2 separate regions of the Homo sapiens genome follow, and region 1 is linked to region 2. Evidence: read pairs that join two places in POLR2A ChIA-PET (ENCODE). Cell type or tissue: K562. All regions are shown on one strand. Links, peaks and the distances in the headings refer to the core of each region. The heading gives the core; the rest is flanking DNA.

The links. ChIA-PET counts read pairs that join two places held together with the same protein. Peaks named below come from ENCODE experiments on the same cell type or tissue, not always from the same donor. Only the 100,000 strongest peaks of a DNase experiment are listed, where the experiment ranks them.
Region 1: POLR2A ChIA-PET joins it to region 2 with 7 read pairs; 31 of 35 experiments call an interaction of 5 or more read pairs at or near these places.

Annotation. Positions count from the first base shown.
Region 1 is chr1:226,052,636-226,058,011 of GRCh38, reverse strand. The region is part of intron 1 of H3-3A-DT (H3-3A divergent transcript); the gene reads left to right. Among named protein-coding and RNA genes, the nearest start is that of H3-3A-DT, 7.2 kb to the left of the region's middle. In K562, for the core only: no CTCF peak of the experiment used is centred there; a DNase peak (open chromatin) is centred at 3,039.
Region 2 is chr1:225,977,906-225,983,224 of GRCh38, reverse strand. It overlaps SDE2 (spliceosome associated SDE2), which reads left to right. Exons shown (of 7, transcript NM_152608.4): 7 at 1-523. Among named protein-coding and RNA genes, the nearest start is that of SDE2, 19 kb to the left of the region's middle. In K562, for the core only: a CTCF peak has its summit at 4,740 (motif pointing left); a DNase peak (open chromatin) is centred at 4,714.

The sequences.
Region 1 (5,376 bases), core at 201-5,200, 75 kb before region 2:
ACAAGAGTTTTGCTCTTGTTGCCCAGGCTGGAGTGCAGTGGCTCGATCTCGGCTCACTGCAACCTCTACCTCCCGAGTTCAAGCGATTCTCCTGCCTCAGCCTCCTGAGCAGCTGGGATTACAGACATGCACCACCAGTTCTGGCTAATTTTGTGTTATTAGTAGAGACCGGGTTTCTCCATGTTGGTCAGGCTGGCCTGGAACTCAACCTCAGATGATCCGCCTGCCTCAGCCTCCCAAAGTGCTGGGATTACAGGTGTGGGCCACTGCGCCTGTAATCCCAGCACTTTTGGGACGCCAAAACAGGCAGATCACCTGAGGTCAGGAGAAGACCAGCCTGGCCAACATGGAGAAACCCCGTCTCTACAAAAATAAGCTGGGCATGATGGCGGTTGCCTGTAATCCCAGCTACTCAGGAGGCTGAGGCAGGAGAATCCCTTGAACCCAGGAGGTGGAGGTTGCAGTGAGCTGAGATCACGCCATTGCACTCCAGCCTGGGCGACAGAGTGAGACTCCATCTCAAAAATATAAATAAATAAATAAGCAAACAAGAAACTTAAAAAATAAATATAAAATTCATTACAGGCATACTTCATTTTATTGTGCTTCACAGATGTGTTACTTACTATTTGAAGGTTTGTGGCAACCCTGCTTTGAGCAAGTCATTTTTCTAATAGCATTTTGGTAATTCTCACAGTATTTCAAACTTTTCCATTACTATTTTTTCTTTTTTTGAGACAGAGTCTCACTCTGTCGCCGAGGCTGGAGTGCAGTGGCACTGTGTCAGCTCACTGCAACCTCCGTCTCCTGGGTTCAAGCAATTCTCCTGCCTCAGCCTCCCGAGTAGCTGGGTTTACAGGCGTCCACCACCACACCTGGCTAGTTTTTATATTTTTAGTAGAGACGGGGTTTCACCATGTTGGCCAGGCTGGTCTTGAACTCCTGACCTCAGGTGATCTGCCTACCTCGGCCTCCCAAGGTGCTGGGATTACAGGCATGAGCCACCGCGCCTGGCCTTTTCCATTGCTATTATTATTATTCGAGACAGAGTCTCACTCTGTGGTCCAGGCTGGAATGCAGTGGTGTGATCGCTGCTCACTGCAACCTCCGCCTCCCAGGTTCAAGCAATTCTCCTGCCTCAGCCTCCCAAGTAGCTGGAATTACAGGCATGTGCCACCATGCCCAGCTAATTTTTTTGTATTTTCAATAGAGACAGGGTTTTGCCATGTTGGCCAGGCTGGTCTCAAACTCCTGACCTCAAGTGATCTGCCCGCCTTGGCCAACCAAAGTGCTGGGATTATTGGCATGAGCCACCACACCTGCCCTCCATTATTATTATTTCAGTTATGGTGATCTGTAATCAGTGATCTTTGATGTTACTATTGTAATTGTCTTGGGCAGCCACAAGCTGCACCTGTATAAGATGGCAAACTTAACTCCATAAATGTCCTGTGTGTTCTGATGTCCACGGATCAGCTGTTCCCTCATTTCTCTTTCTCTCCTTGCGCCTCCAATTCCCTAAGACACAATATTGAAATCCAGGCCAATTAATAGCCCCACAGTGACCTCTAAGTGTTCAAGTTAAAGGAAGAGTTGCACGTTTCTCACTTTAAATCGAAAGCTAGAAATGATTTTGCTTAGTGAGGAAGGCATGTTGAAAGCCAAGATAGGCCAAAAGTTAGGGCTCTTACACCGAACAGTTAACCAAGTTGTGAAGGCAAAGGGAAAGTTCTTGAAGGAAATTAAAAGTGCTACTCCAGTGAGTACCTGAATGTTAAGAAACAGAACAGCCCTCTTGCTGATATGGAAAACATTTTAGTGGTCTGGACAAATCAAACCAGCTACAACATTCCCTTAAGCTAAAGCCTAATCCAGATCACAGTCCTAGCTCTCTTCAATTCTCTGAATCCTGAGAGAGGTGAGGAAACTACAGAAGGAAAGTTTGAAGCGAGCAGAGGTTGGTTAATGAGGTTTAAGTAATGAAGTCATCTCTAACAAAAAAGTGCAAGATGAAGCATAGGTGATCCAAAAGATCTAAGATAATTGATGAAGGTGGCTACACTAAACAACAGATTTTTGTTGAAGATGAAACAGTTTCTATTTGAAGGAGATGCCATCTAAGACTTTCATAGCTAGAGAAGAGAAATCAGTGCCTGCCTTCAAGTTTCCAAGGACAGGATGATTCTCTTGGTAGGGGCTAACACAGCTGTGACTTTCAGTGGAAGTCAGTGCTTATTTAGCGTTCTCAAAATTCTAGGGCCTTTAAGAATTATGCTAAATCTGCTCTGCCTGTGCGCTATATAAATGGAACAACAAAGCCTGGATGACAGTACATCTGTTTATAGCATGGTTTACTTTTTTTTTTTTTTTTTTGAGACGTAGTTTCACTCTTGTTGCCCAGGCTGGAGTGCAATGGCACCATCTCGGCTCACCACAACCTCTGCCTCCCAGGTTCAAGCAATCCTCCTACCTCAGCCTCCCAAGTAGCTGGGATTACAGGCATGCGCCACCACACCCAGCTCATTTTGTATTTTTAGTAGAGATGGGGGTTTCTCCATGTTGGTCAGGCTGGTCTCGAACTTCCGACCTCAGGTGATCCACCTGCCTCAGCCTCTCAAAGTGCTGGGATTACAGGCATGAGCCACCGCACCCGGCCTGAAAAAGAAAGTGAATTCTCATACAGCCTGCCTCATTCCTAACATTTATGAGAATATCTGAAATACCAGACAAGTTATCCTATTAAGAACTTTTTTCATAGACTGCTTCCAATTATATTATTAATAAGAAGTTTAATTGAAGAACAGATCAAACCTTAAGTGTGAAGCCTTTATCTCAATGATGAAAATTTCTAAGTCACCTCAGCCTAAAAATTCATTTACCTCTCTTGCAGTCTCAGATGGTTTGTCCCTCCCTAGGTTGCAATGTGAGGACTTAGGGGCTACATGGCTCCCTATTAAGACAATAAGCTTTCCCAAGTTCACTTTCTACACTGACATCCACCCACAGTATGACCCATCCTGTATACATTGTCCCAAGGCCTCATGGAGGGAGTGCTCCCTACTGTTAGTCTCCAAATGCAGCCCAGGAAGTCACCCCCTGCTGAGGTTGCCAGATAAAATGGTGCGTGGGCATACTTACACTAGAAAATAATTCGTTGTTTATCTGAAATTCAAATTTAGCTGGGCATTGTATGTTTTGATTTGCTAAATCTGGCAGACTTAACCGCCTGCTATAGTGCTGTTTCTTTCAACTCTCCATGGCCCCAGCTCCTGGTTGTTGACATTGTTCTGAGCTGTTCGTTAGCAGCTGAACCTGGCTTCCTTCCGTGGGCCTGAAGGGCTGCTGTCCACTTGCATTCTTGCCACATCCATCCTTCCCTTTCTAGCAAGAGAATTTTTCCATGTATAGGTCTCCATATTGAAGGTAAAGAGTTTCCAGACCCTCTCAGGTCCCTTAACCGTTGTCTTTCATGGACATTTAAAACTCTCCACAGACAGGGCAGAGCTTCATAATAGCTGAGATTACTCTGGTCTCCCTCCTAGATACTCTGCCAAGAAACCTACCCCATGGAGCTGTCAGGTTCTTGTCACAGTTTACTGTACAAAGCTCGCTGTGAAAGTTGACAGTGCCATCCAAGTTCAATTCCTAATTAGTTCTTCACAAAGCAGAACCTACCCAGTGACAATCCCTAGGCATAACCAGGATAAAAGAGGACCAAATGGGAATGGCAGGGACTTTGAAGTCAAACGGGGCTGAGTTTGAATCCCAGCACTGCCACTTATTACTAGGGGAGTATTAACCCCTCTGGATCCTAGATTCCTTGTCTGTAAAATGAGTAAATTTACCTTAAAGTACGATTAATAGTCCTACCTTGTTAGGTTGCTGTAAGGATTAGAGAGAATGAAGATGGAGTACCTGACGCAGAGTCCAGACTCCACTAATGATGATCCGTTGTGTCATACCCATCTTTACTGCTTTCAAAAGAGTGATACGGTCTTTATTATTACAACTTAAAATAGCTGTATTAATGCTTCCCAAACATGTCTGTGAAATGTGACCTTTTTGAACCATGAAGTTCAGGTTACCTTTAGGGGGAAGGTGCTTAATTAAGCAATAGCTGGCTGGATGTGGTGGCTCACACCTGTAATCCCAGCACTTTGAGAGACCAAAGTGGGCAGATCACTTGAGGTCAGGAGTTCGAGACCAGCCTTGCCAACATGGTGAAACCCTGTCTCTACTAAAAATACAAAAATTAGCCAGAAATCACTTGAACCTGGGAGGTGGAGGTTGCAGTGAGCTGAGATCGTGCCACTGCACTCCAGCCTGGAGTGGACCCAGTCTAAAAAAAAAAAAAAAAAGCAATAGTCACATTACTAGAAGCCCCTCAATGTCCCCAGTCTGTGAGGTAGAAAAGTAATTGCAGCATCAGGAGGGTAGAAGATTTCTCCAGACTGGTTCCATAGGAGAGAGAGAAACAGACTCTGCCAAGGCAGTCTTCTGGCCTGTGAGTGGTATCCTTCCCTCTCAGTCATCAAGGATGCCCCACTGCTACTCAAAAGCCACAGGAAAAGTTACCAGTTATGTTGGGATTATAGTTTTGTGTTTCCTTGAGGGTGATCAGCTCCTTTCTTGCTTATAGGTTTCTTTTTTTTTCTTTTTTTTGTTTGGACAGAGTCTCACTCTGTCACCCAGGCTGGAGTGCAGTGGCACGATCTTCTTGGCTCACTGCAACCTCCACCTCCCAGGTTCAAGCGATTCTTCTGCCTCAGCCTCCTGGGTAGCTGGGATTACAGGTGTGTGCCACCCACGCTTGGCTAATTTTTATGTTTTTAGTAGAGATGAGGTTTCACCATGTTGGCCAGGCTGGTCTCGAACTCCTGACCTCAGATGATCTGCCCACCTCGGCCTCCCAAAGTGCTGGGATTACAGGCGTGAGCCACTGTGCCCAGCCATGTTTCCTGAACACCCAAAGTAGCTTAAGTCACACATATTTACCAGGAGTCAGTGATGAAAGAGAGGTCCATTGTCATTCCAAAATGCGCCCTTTACACTTATTAGGAAATAAGGTAACATTATTTCCACAAACATTAAATGCGGGTGATACAGATATTAGTAAAAGTCTTTTTTTTTTTTTTTTTTTTTTTTTTGAGATGGAGTCTCGCTCTGTCACCCAGGGTGGAGTGCAGTGGCACCATCTCGGCTCGCTGCAATCTCTGCTTCCTGCGTTCAAGCGATTCTTCTGCCTCAGCCTTCCGAGTAGTTGAGACTACAGGCGTGAGCCACCACGCCCAGCTAATTGTTATACTTTTAGTAGAGACGGAGTGTAACTGTATTGGCCAGGCTGGTCTCGAACTCCTAGACCTCATGATCTGCCTG
Region 2 (5,319 bases), core at 1-5,000:
AGTGTTTGCACAGTATACCTCTTTCTATTAATTTACTTTGTGCTTCTGTGCCTATTTAAAGTAGTTTCTTTAAACAACATATACTTGAGACTTGCATTTTTATCTGTTCTCTCTGTATCTTTTAATAAGTTTAACATTAAATGTAATTATTAATAGGTTTCTAATTTACATGTTTCCTGTTTAGATAAGATTATTTTATAATTGTATTTTAATTTATTGGCTCTTTAGCTATACTGTTTTAATAATTTTTTTAAGTTGGATGTTCTAGTGATTACAATATACATTCTTAATTTTTCAGTCTACCTAGAGTTGATGTGCCACTTCACATAAAATGTAGAAATCTTGTAAGTATGTACATCCATTTATCATACCTGTCTTTTATGCTGTAGTTGTCATACATATTAAATCTACATATTTAAATATTGTAAGTCCTGTCATAAGTTACAATTTCTGCTTTAAATAATGATATGTATTTTAAAGAAATTAAGAGGAAAAAATAAAATCTTTTGTATTTATTCACATATTTACCATTTCTAATATTCTTCATTTCTTCTTAAAGATCTAATAGCCTTTCCCTTAAGACGGAAGAACTTTCTATAGCATTTTTTGTGTCTCCTGGCAACAAATTAGTTTTCTTTTTCTTTTTCCCTTTTTTTTTTTTTTTTTGAGATGGAGTTTCGCTCTCATTGCCCAGGCTGGAGTGCAATGACACAATCTCGGCTCACTGCATCCACCATCTCCTGGGTTCAAGCAATTCTCCTACCTCAGCCTCCCAAGTAACTGGGATTACAGACATGTGCCACCACACCTGGCTCATTTTGTATTTTTAGTAGAGATGGGGTTTCTCCATGTTGGTCAGGCTGGTCTCAACTCCTGACCTTGTGAACCACCCACCTCGGCCTCCCAAAGTGCTGGGATTACCACCGTGCCTGGCCAGTTTTCTCTTTTTTAAAAAGAATCTCTTCGCTAGGTGCAGTGGCTCAGGCCTGTAATCCCAGCACTTTGGGAGGCTGAGGCGGGCAGATCATTTGAGGTCAGGAGTTCAAGACCAGTCTGGCCTTCATGATGAAATGCTGTCTCTACTAAAAATACAAAAAAATGAGCCAGGTGTGGCAGTGCGTGCCTGTAATCCCAGCTACTTGAGAGGCTTAGGCATGAGAATTGCTTGAACCCAGGAGGCGGAGGTTGCAATGAGCCAAGATCATGCCACTGCACCCCAGCCTGGGTGACAGAGTGAGACCCTGTCTCAAAAAATAAAAAGAATCTCTTTACAGATCTTGTTCCACTGTCTTCTGGCCTTCATTGTTTCTGATGACAAATCAGTGGGTATTCAAATAGTTTTTCCCTTTATAGAATGCGTCTTTCTCTTTGGCAGCTTTCAGGTGTGGTTTTCTATGTATTTATCTTGGGAGTTTGATGAATTTCTTGGCTCTCTAAATTTATGCCATTTAATCAAATATAGGAAAGTGTCAGCCATTATTTCCTCAGATCTTTTTCCTGACCCATGTTTTCTCTTTCCTGGGACTTCAGTTATAAATATACTAAGCTTCGGTCTCAGTCTCCGAGTCTCTGTCTTTTTTTTTTTTTTTTTCCACCAAACGCTTCTCTCTGTTCTTCAGATGATTTCTGTAATATAGCTAAGTTGATGGAGAGTCTTCAAGCCAAAGTTGCCTTTTGGAGGAGTTGGCATCTTGCCAGAATGGGCCTGCCTTAGTACCTGTACTGTGCACGTTGGCTATAAAGAGTCCCCAGAAAGTGTGGCCTGAGTGTGAACCCGGTGGCCCCAGAGCATCACTGAGTGATGCTCCCCACAGCAGGAGATCTGAGAGGCGTATTTTCGTGGCTGCCACAGTATGTTCTGTTGCTTAGGGAGGATTATTTTTCTAGCTTGGGTAGTTGGAAACAGTTTTCTTCAAATTATGTGGGTGCCTGTTCAGATCTTAAAAAGCACACCCAAAGGGAGAAGGGAAACATTTAGATTTAGTGAAGGTTTACTTTTTAAAATTTTTTTATTTTATTTTATTTTTAGATGGAGTCTTGCTCTGTCGCCCAGGCTGGAGTGCAGTGGCGCCATCTTGGCTCACTGCAAGTTCCACCTCCCGGGTTCACGCCATTATCCTGCCTCAGCCTCCCAAGTAGCTGGGACTACAGGCACGTGCCACCACACCCGGCTAATTTTTTTGTATTTTTAGTAGAGACGGGGTTTCACTGTATTAGTCAGGATGGTCTCGATTTCCTGACCTGGGGATCCGCCCACCTTGGCCTCCTAAAGTGCAGGGATTACAGGCCTGAGCCACCGCGCCCAGCATAGTGAAGGTTTACTTTACAAGATCAGGGTTCATCTTTGAGAGACTCAGGCAGCCATGCCCAAAGAATTTCTTTCTTTTGTGGCAGCATGAAGCTGGCTGGGCCAGTGCCCCTTTCCTAATTGGCCTGGTTATCCTCTTCAGGTTGCCAGAGCACTAGCTGGGCCCTGCTTTATTTAGCATGGGAGTGTGAGCAGCTGTTGCCCTGCTCCCTGCAGGCAAATAGACCTTGACTGGCAAAATGAAAAGACTATAGAGTTTTCTAATTGCCCCCTCTCTTGTAGCATTAAAGGCTAAAAGTAAGGAGGCTGCTGATGAGCAGAAACTGACCATCTAGCCTCTCTTCCTAGGTGGCTGTAGTTCTTCCAGCCCTCGCTGATCTGTGCGTGGGGATGTTAATGGGCTTTTGCTGTGGGTCCATTTCACTCACCCACACATTTTGTTTTGGAGATAGCTACCTTCCTCCTTCCTCTTCTAGTACTCGTACCGCAAGCTTCCTCATTATATTCCTTTTGTCAGTTCAAATGGGAGTTTGCAAGAGGGAATTAAACAAATATGCTCAGATTACCATCTTGAGCCAGCACCTGTTAGTGATTTTCAAGGTGAAAAGTACCCCCCCCCGAGAAAGTCTAGGAACACCAGGTGTTAATTCTAGGCTGGTTCTGATCAAAATCTTAAAAATGTTGACTTAAACTTTATGGCCTTATTTGTGTGCCTGAACTAGAATACAGGAAAAGATATTATGGACTCCAGGTGGCCCTGTGCCACCCACACTGTTGCTGCAAGTCACCTGCCTATTGGCCTGTTTCTGGGAGGGATCTCTGATTCAGTCAGTGCCAGTCTCATCTCTGGTATGTTTGGTACTACTTTTTCTTTGCATTCACCTTCATGAGATTTCCTTTGAGAAAAACTAAATTAATGATGCTCTATAAAGTAAGCCTACACTCAAACCATTCATAGGTCATTGATTCAGGATGGCCCCCACATAATACTGCTGAGCTGAAGGAAAGAATGTGCATGGTCATACTTCGGTTTTCCCTGGAATACAGGCCATGTGGTGTGGTGGGCCTTAGGGCAAGGGTTTTAGGGTTACTGATCTGGGTCTAAAATCCTGATTTTCCTCCTTTCTAATAGTGTTTCCTCAGACAAGCTCCATAGCCTTTCTGAGCATCAGTTTTCTGCTCCTGCTATTAAATGGGGTCATATCTACTTTTAGGGATGTTAGGGTTAAATAAAGTAGTATGTAAGGTTCCTAGCACAGTGCTTAGCAAATTTGTAGTTGCTCAGTAAATGGAAGCTATTGGAATACTCTACAGCACCATTGTCCAATAGAAATGTAACATGAGCCAGATAATGTAATTTTACATTTTCTTTCAGTCATTAAAAAGTACAAAGAATTAGCCAGGTGTGGTTGTGCGTGCCTATAGTTCCAGCTACTTGGGAGGCTGAGGTGGGAGGATTGCTTGAGTCCAGGAGTTGGAGGCTGCAGTGAAATTTTTTTTTTTTTTTTTTTGAGATGGAATCTCACTCTGCTGCCCAGGCTGGAGTGCAGTGGCATGATCTTGGCTCACTGCAACCTCCGCCTCTCGAGTTCAAGTGATTCTCCTGCCTCAGCCTCCTGAGTAACTGGACTTACAGGCACGTGCCACAACGCCCAGCTAATTTTTGTATTTTTTTTGTAGAGATAGAGTTTCACCATGTTGGCCAGGCTGGTATTGAACTCCTGACCTCAGGTGATCTGCATGCCTCAGCCTCCCAGAGTGCTGGGATTATAGGCATGAGCCACCACGCCCGGCCAATGATACAGTGAACTTTGAAGGCGTCACTGCAACTCCAGCCTGGGCGACAGAGTGAGACCTCATCTCAAAAAAAAAAAAAAAAAAAAAAAAAAAAAATTACAAAGAAGCAGGTGAAATTAATTTTAGCAATATATTTTATTTAACCCAAAAATATTCAAAATATTTCAATAATAGAAAATTATTGAGATAGTTTACATTTTTGTGCTAAGTCTGAAATCTGGTGTGTATTTTATACTTACAGCACTTTTCAATTCACAGTGGCTACATTCCAGGTGCTTAATAGCCCCGTGTGACTTTGAGCTCCTGTATTAGGCAGTGCCCCTCTAGAACACATCTTAAGGCAAGGCAGTGAGCACAGCAGAACTGTCCACCTTAATCCAAACACACGTGTACAGAGCTGAATCAAAGCCACATGAGGCTGGGAGGACTTGGGGCTTTTAGCACGCTCTGCCCTTCCCTCAGCCACCCTTGTGATAAGTGGAATATATGTAAAATAAAAGCGTTATGACCAGTCAGATGTCTTTCCTGTGGGGACTCCTTACATGCCAGGCTGGCAGAGGTGCAGAAACAAGTGCGAGAGCTGTGGTCTGTGAGTCCTAACCTTGGCCTTGCTGGTGTGGGGCTGGGTGACCTCATCTGGCAAACTGCGGTATCTGTTTAATTTTATGAATTGAGCTGTGAGGCATAGCTGAAATTTGCATGGGGGTGACAAACATACTTTAAAGCATCTTGCAAAAAAGTAGTAAGAATTAGGAGTTGTAGACAAATGCTCAATGAAAACAGGAGTGTGATACTGGGTATTGCACCATACCGTAGTGCTGGATCCCTCAGTTTACTAAGTAGATCTTTTGGTCCAATTACGGGGTAGTGTAGGAATGGCGATTAGCCTGGTATGTCCCATCTCTCCTTGTTGAAGTTCTGCTTTTTTTTTTTTTGAGATGAGGTCTCGCTATGTAACTCATGCTGGAGTGTAGTGGCACAATCACAGTTCACTGCAGCCTCCACCGCTCGGGCTGGGACCACAGGCATGTGCCACCTTGCCCGGCTAATCTTTTAAAAATTACTTGCAGAGACAAGGTCTCACTGTGTTGCCAGGCTGGTACTTAACTTCGAAGACGGCTCACAGGCTGCCTCTTCCAACTGCGAGCCTCAGTGAGGAAACAGTGGGCTTGTTGTGGAGTTTATTCTGCAGCCCTCCAGCCTGCAAACATTAA